Regions from separate parts of the Mus musculus genome. Here regions 1 and 2 are each linked to region 3. A link is a loop called in an ENCODE intact Hi-C map of the cell type or tissue named here. Cell type or tissue: left cerebral cortex. All regions are shown on one strand.

What was found. A loop is a pair of places that touch in the nucleus more often than their neighbours do. Peaks named below come from ENCODE experiments on the same cell type or tissue, not always from the same donor. Only the 100,000 strongest peaks of a DNase experiment are listed, where the experiment ranks them.
Region 1: a loop joins it to region 3, with 2.7 times the contacts of the local background. A loop is called at or near these places in 18 of 42 quality-filtered maps.
Region 2: it touches region 3 in a loop (2.2-fold over the local background); 5 of 42 quality-filtered maps call a loop at or near these places.

Annotation. Positions count from the first base shown.
Region 1 is chr4:132,920,939-132,923,438 of GRCm38, reverse strand. Fam76a (family with sequence similarity 76, member A) reads left to right here and starts at 888. Exons shown (of 9, transcript NM_145553.2): 1 at 888-1,081. The coding sequence starts at 1,001. In left cerebral cortex, a CTCF peak has its summit at 1,014; DNase peaks (open chromatin) are centred at 713 and 1,230; H3K4me3 peaks cover 1,778 bases; H3K27ac peaks cover 1,284 bases.
Region 2 is chr4:132,842,102-132,844,601 of GRCm38, reverse strand. It overlaps Ppp1r8 (protein phosphatase 1, regulatory subunit 8), which reads left to right and starts at 1,433. Exons shown (of 7, transcript NM_146154.3): 1 at 1,433-1,545. The coding sequence starts at 1,490. In left cerebral cortex, a CTCF peak has its summit at 1,349; DNase peaks (open chromatin) are centred at 1,379, 1,990 and 2,429; H3K4me3 peaks cover 1,784 bases; H3K27ac peaks cover 1,859 bases.
Region 3 is chr4:132,767,175-132,769,674 of GRCm38, reverse strand. Rpa2 (replication protein A2) reads right to left here and starts at 1,315. Exons shown (of 9, transcript NM_011284.3): 1 at 1,209-1,315; 2 at 889-995. The coding sequence starts at 1,218. In left cerebral cortex, CTCF peaks have their summits at 1,033 and 1,298; DNase peaks (open chromatin) are centred at 152, 978 and 1,489; H3K4me3 peaks cover 1,452 bases; H3K27ac peaks cover 508 bases.

The sequences.
Region 1 (2,500 bases), 150 kb before region 3:
ACTAGAACGGACAGATCAATTAGCTCCATATTAAGTGAGGGGGACACAGAGACACACACACAAACTAAAATGTATTAAAGGTTTTGGGTCATGTACAGATGGCCTCCATACACACACAGCCAACCGATCTCAAGAGTATCATGGCCACCGTGTTCCTATTGCCTTTAATTCTAGCTTCAGGTCTCTACTGTTTTACCATTTTACAACTGCCCATCTTTTGTAAGTGCACGTGAGTGCAGGTGCCTGCTGAGTTAAGAGGCATCAGGGATAGCCCTGCAGCTGGAGTTACAGGCGATCTGAGCCTCCAGATGTGGGTGCTGGGAACCAAACTTTGCAAAAGCAGCATTCGGAGCCTTCTCTCCAGCCCATAGAGGACACTCATTTAATATCCTGCTTTTCCCCTCCGCCTGCTCCAAAGATAGACTTTCCTCCTTGGTTGCCAGTGGGTTTAAACTCCGGATGGTCTCGTAGTTCGAATCCGACGTTGCCCGACTGTCACCCCAATCCCACACTCCTTCGGCTAGCGGGAAGCTCCACGGCAACCCAAAACATCACAACTTCATCGAGTATCGCGAGAAGCTCCAATGCTCCCGCAGCCCCCGGAGAGGCGGAGCGAGGGCGGAGCCTCAGCGGGCAGGTGGGCGGAGCCCGAGGGCTTCCGCTATCCTACTCGGAAGACGCTCTTTTCAGGCGGCGCCCCCGCGTGACTGCGCTTTACATAATCGCGGCCCCGAGCGTCACAGTGGCGTAGTCCAACCCGGACCGAATCAGAGCCGTCGGGAACTCCACGTTCCGCCCCCTCCCGCGTGATCGACGTCCACGCGAGCCAGCGAACGGCCTCTGAGCACCGGAGAGCCCGCCCCTGCGCCCGCGGCCCGCCCTCGCCCGCCCGCCCTCCGCAGCCCGCGGCCCGGCCGCCGCCGCCAGGTTGTGCCTGAGACTGTCAGATAAAGCGGCGGGCCGGCGGGAGGGGCGGCGGCGATCACGGCCCGGGCCGGACATGGCGGCGCTGTACGCCTGCACCAAGTGCCACCAGCGCTTCCCCTTCGAGGCGCTGTCTCAGGGGCAGCAGCTGTGCAAGGTGCGCGGGCTGGGGCGGCGGCCGGGAGCTGGGGACGCTCCAGGCGCGGTTCGGAACTCTCGGTCCAGCGAGGACGGCTGCCGGGGTCCCCTCGGGCAGGGTGTGGCCGGCCCGTTTTGCGGACGAGCTGAGCCGGGCCCGCAGAGGACTGCAGGGTACTTGTGGGAGCCCCGGGCGGAGTCCAGGCCCTGGCAGCCGGCGTGTCCTGGTGCTTAGCAACGGCTGGGGTTTCTTCTCCGACCTGGTGAGGTCGCGGGAGGGGACAGCTCCCCTGTTTGTCCCCGACTGGCCCCCCGGGAAGATTTCCTTGGACCGCCTTCTCTTCTGATGTGGTCGTCTTGAGTGTAGAATGACGGTCCAGAGATTTCCCTTGTCCTGGATGAGATTGAACCCCGGAATCAGGTGCTGCTTGTGAGGAGTGTTTTGAACTCTGGACACTTCGTGGGCACTTTACAGCCGATCTCAAAGTTAGAGGTGGCAAGGCTTTATTAGGGAAAATGAAAAAAGTACCCCAACAGTGTCTTGGAACACACACGAACAGGGTGACTTTTTAGCATCTAATTGGTAGCCTTCCTCCTCATCCTAAGCATTTTTTAACCCCTGAAATGCCAGCGTTTTTATATATAACTTCCTCCCACCTCGTCGGTTCAAGAGAGCAACAGTTAAGTCGGCAAGCTCGTGCAGAGTTGCCGTTGACAGATCCTCAGATATTTCAGATACAGAATGTGTGTCTGTGTCCGTCCGCTGTGTGTAGTTCACCTCCCCGCGTCCCCCCAAAAAGATGCCCACATACTTTCCTTAAGCCACTTGGGTTTACTGAGTCCGAAAGATAGTGTTTGAAGGCCCCCTTGGACATAAAAACTTTGATCTAAACATTTTTCTTGTTTGTTTCCGAGGCAGGGTCATATAACTTGTAGCTCTGGCTGTCTTTGAACTCTCAGAGATCTATCTGACTGCCTCTGTCTTCCAAACGCTGGGATTAAAGTCGTGTACTGTTGCTCAGTCTAAGGCTGTATGATTCTTTGTTGTTATTTTTGTTTTTTGTTTTTCCAAGACAGGGTTTCTCTGTATAGCCCTGGCTGTCCTGAAACTCACTTTGTAGACCAGGCAGGCCTCGAACTCAGAAAATCCTGAACTCGGCCTCCTGAGTGCTGGGATTAAAGGCATGTGCCACCACCTCCCGGCTCTTTTTTTTTTTTTTTTTTTTTTTTAAAGGAAGTTCAATAAACAAGACAGCTTTAATCTTTTGCCTTCGTATCACAAGTGATCCTTCTCATTATCCCACAACAGCAGACGGACCAGCTGGACTCTTACCTAGAGAGCTAACGACCAATCTAGAGCTTATTCATGATATATTTGTTTTAAAATCTATGAGTAGTTCATACAGATTCCTACTCCCACATCAACAGCAGGGAAGTG
Region 2 (2,500 bases), 75 kb before region 3:
CTGGTTTATAGGTTCATAGGTTCAGTCCATTATCATCAAGGCTGGAGCATGGCAGCATCCAGGCAGGCATCGTGCAGGAGGAGCTGAGAGTTCTACATTTTCACCTGAAGGCTGTTAGTGGAAGACTGACTTCCAGGTAGCCAGGATACAGGACTTAAAGCCCAAGCCTACAATGATACACTTATTTCAACAAGTCCAAACCTCCAAATAGTGCCACTCCCTGGACCAAGCATATTCAAACCATGACATGTTCTATTGCTGTTGCTTACTGAAACCTGGAGAATTTATTATTATTATTATTATTAATTTTACTGTCTAGCAGGGCATAGTGTTGACTACCTTTAACCCTGTATCTCAGGAAGCAAAGGCAGATGGAATTTCAGATATGTGCTGCCACACCCTCCAACCATTTGTTTCTTTTAAAAACTGTGAAGTCATCATCCCATCTTTCTGCAAAAGTGAAAAAAGGACCATCCACTGCATACGAAGGAATGGTATGTTGTCAGAAACATATGGGACTAGTAGAGCCTGGCTTTTGGCTTTACATAGACTCAGGTTCGAATACCACTCCTTGTAAGGTGAGGCTAGAGCCTCTCTTCTGGAATCAATCTGTCTTGAGTTTTGGGAATACCAAGTGAACTGATCCATATGAAATACATACTTCCCCATAAGCACTCAATAGACAAAACCATTACAACCAGCAAGCTAATGGCTTAGAGGAAGATGGTAACCCTAATGCTTCCTATGTCACTATGACCCACAGAGAAAAATCCTAAGGGGCCATGAATTAAACATTTTTGAGAATTGGTTAAGTTACTAAAAATTGGAGGCTTTTTTTCCTTTTGAGTCTGTGCCTTGCAGCAGTTTGTCCAAAGTTTTCAAAAACAGACTACATGATTTCTGACACAGTCGCCTAATCTATAGATTCTCCCAGATCTAAGAAAATTACTGGTTTTGGGGAATTGAATCAGTGGCCTCATTCGCGCCTGCTGAACACACTACCACTGAGCCGTACACATCAGACTTGGGATCAGAAAGGACAAATGAGTAAGGATTCTGTTTTCAGATGCAGTGTTTCGAAGGAAGGCTGGAAAAAGGGGGAAAAAAAAAGCCATCACTTCTTATCTCTAGCCATCACCTGCTTATCGCTAGATGAAGCCCGAGGGGGTGGGTAGCTGGGAGTTAATGCAGATTGCAGAGCTCTAGGGTTTCTGGCGGAAAACGCAGCGCGAAAGCCGCATCAAGGTACAAACCACTCCTGACCCCGTGACCAAGGAGACACCCGCCCCCAGCCTCTCCAGCAAACACTGCAGACTTCAAACCCAGCCCCTGATGCCCTCCGCCAGAGGCGCTCCCAGGAGAGCGTCCTTGCGTTGCGCGTGCGCACGCACGCGCTGCGCACAGGCTGCTGGGATGCCGCCTCTTCCCTCCCGAGCTCTTAGTTTCCCGGCGTGCTTCAGACCCGCCAAATGGGAGGGGGAGACGCAAGATGGCGGCAGCCGTGAACTCCGGCTCCAGCCTCCCGCTGTTCGACTGCCCGACTTGGTGAGTAATGAGGTTTCTGGGACTGGAGCGGCTTGGCGTGAGTTAACCCGGACAGAAAGGAGAAGGTTGTATTTTTTTTTCCTCTTCCTTTTTTTTTTTTTTTTTTTTTTTGCGATGAAACGAACGTCTCAGAAAGATCCTGGAATGATTGAGGGAAAACTGTCCGCTGTGAGGGGCCGGGCGACGTGTGGAGGATCCTGGAGCTGGGGCCCAGGCTCTGCGGAAACCCGAGTTTTGGGGGCTCGAAGGTATTCAGTTTATACAGCGCTTGGGAGGTCAGCCGCTCACCGGGGTGCTTCAGGCCTTGGCCCCTAACTTGCCCTAACTCATCACTGAGTGCCCGATGCTCTCGGGGAGCATCAAACCTTCCCCGGGTGCTGAAGGTCTGGAGCGCGCACGAGCTGGCTTCCCTACCTCAGTCCAACCTGATGCTGCATCCCTCCGTGGCTGCTGCACCCTCCAAGCGGACTAGGTGCTCCTTGCGGGCAGGGATGGCGCGGGACTGTTCCCCCTTGTTCTCTGACCAGACCAGCACGAAACCCGGTACAAAAGACAGCAGAAGTTGTTAGCATACAGCATTTTCATCCCCTGGGAAGTTCAGAGAAGTAGTAGGATGGTTTCCGCGTTGAGTGGGGTGCAAGATGAATGAATAGGAACTGCTTTGCACGAGGATGCATCGGGGTTAGAGCCCTTTCTGCTGTTGCGGCTCTTCCTGGTTATTAACGTGTTACCTCTCGGGCTTCTGTTACATTGAGATCTTCAAGGGCAAAAACCCTTGCATCATGCTCAGCTCCTAGGCCTGAGTCAATCACATGGTAGGATATTCAGACAAAATATTTTGGCTTTAATGTTCATTTTAATCTGTATCTCGAAGCAAATGGGCTTTTGTTCGATGCACTGTCCTTTTAGCCACTGCCATGAGAGATTGGAGCGGAGCTGTGAGATGTCTGTGTTG
Region 3 (2,500 bases):
GAAAAGGCTTGAGAAATGACAAGCAGAAAAAGGACTACGAAGATGCTCTAGGTTTCTTGATAAAATGGAAGAAGTTAGAAGTATAGCTTCTTTTAGGAGATATTCTGGCAACCAGATGGCAGTCTCTGCAGAAAACCTGGTGAGTTTCGTCAAGCTGCTCATCTTTGGGCATCTTAACAGGAGAGTCAGATGGAGTGGGCAGAGGAGCATCTAGCAAAGACACTTGCCTCTCAAGCCACCTACGAGCAATGTAGTTTGTTTGTTTTTTAAGAAAGGATCTTTTTGGGCTGGAGAGATGGCTCAGCGGTTAAGAGCACTGACTGCTCTTCCAGAGGTCCTGAGTTCAATTCCCAGCAACCATACGGTGGCTCACAACCATCTGTAGTGGTATCTGATGCCCTCTTCTGGTGTGTCTGAAGACAACTACAGTGTACAGGCAGGTGGATCTCTGAGTTCCAGGCCAGCCAGAGCTACAAACACCTCCAAAACACTTGGTCATACAATGAATATGTACGAGGCAGAAAAAGCCCAGCAGATTAAGGCTTAGCGTGTCCTTCCTGTCAGTTACCAACAGGAAACAACCCCAAACCTGTTCTGAACACAGTGGACTCTTGTTCTTCAGGGATTTTTGTGCCCTGGGGACAGCGATATTAAACTCTACTAAAGCATACTTTCGAGTGGTAGGGCCAGGAAAATGGAGGCCGGGCGAACCACTGCAGGCTTGCCAAACAATAAAATAATAAAAACCCTGTTCCCCACTTGACCATACAAAAGACAAGGTAGGTAACGGACAGCTTCTGACACCTTGGGGTGTGCCACCCTCCCGCACGAAAACACGTTCCCTCCTGGCCAGGACACAAATGAGAACGGAGCCGTCAGTCTACGTACCGATTTCTTCTCCGCCTGCGACGGTGTGGGCGACCCGAAGCCACCGGGGGACTGCGTGTAGCCGCCTGCTCCGCCATAGGTGGAGCTGCTGAAGCTTTCGAATCCGCCTGCGGGGAACGACCGTCGTCAGAGTCTGCGCTGCGCTCCCCATCTCTATACCTGGCGACCGCTGTCCCCACCGCCCCAGCCGCGACAATCCCCCTGCCACCCCGCGAACGCCGCCGAGCCCGCCTCGGGCCTCTCGCTCCGTCCCGGCCTTCCTGCGCCAGACTCGCCCACTCCCAACACCCTCGCGTGACTCTCCCCACGCCCGCCATTACTATTCCACATCCTGGTCGCAGTTCTCCGGAGAGAGCGGCCCAAGACGCTCGGACACGAAAACTAAGAACACTTGGGAACTCTGTGCCGCTCTGGCGTGGCAGCCTTCTGGCTACTTTGCACTGGCGCCACAAACTCCTTCCCGCGAAGGGACAGCCAATCAGCGCCCTGGACACATTTACCTTCAGCCAATCAGAACTCATGAGTCCCCTCCTTTTTTTTTCGGTATCAAGGCCAAGCTTAGGAAAAACACCCGGCCCCAAGAAGGAATGGAAGCATGCGCGGCCATCTTTACTGAGGGCAAATTTCCGATAGGACAGTATTCAAGAAAACAACCAATCAAAACGATACTTCCGGGGCCATCCTCAAGCATTCTTCACACACACCCCATCTCCGTCGCATGCAACCCTACATCACTTCCGCCGCTCGCTAGCCCCCTTTTCCCGCCAAACTGCTAGTTTTCTGCTCTTCCAGAACTCCCGAGTTCAATTCCCAGCAACCACATGGTGGATCACAACCATCTATAATGGGATCTGCTGTCCTCTTCTGGTGTGTCTGAAGATAGTGATATTGTATTCATAAATAAATACCTGCGTGATGGTGGAAGGAGAGGCTCAACTGTTAATCCCACTGAAGATGAGTAGAAATGATTAAACAATTTTTGGTCAAATTAAGCAAGCTTAATTTTGTCAGAGATGGCTATCTCGCTAAACTGGGGTTTTGAGAAAACAGCATCGCCGGGCAGTGGTGGCACAGACCTTTAATCCCAGCATTTAGGAGGCAGAGGCAGGAGGATTTCTGAGTTCGAGGCCAGCCTGGTCTACAGAGTGAGTTCCAGGACAGCCAAGGCTACACAGAGAAACCCTGTCTCGAAAAAACAAAACAAATACAAAATGAGAAAACAGCATCGAACACAAGAGGTGAGGTTTATATAACCCCCAAAACTGCAAGAATATGGACATTTTCAAGGGTTATGTAGGCACTTGGTCGAACATTTCAGCATTATTTGGCAGAACGTCTATCAGACTGAAATCAGGGTATAGGGTGTGGAACCTGTCGAAATTCAGAAAGTTGGTCAAGACCTGGTCAAATTAAGTTTTATAGAAAAGAGGAATGGACTTATTTTGGTAGTATGATAAGATGGCTTCAGAACTTAAGGTGGAGTCAGGCTGCTCCATCACAACTCCTACAAGTTGTCCTCTACACACACACACACAAGCACACACTCCAGCACACATGTTCATACGCACACACAGGCTTGTATCCAGGGCATAGATAACATGTTCATGTTTTC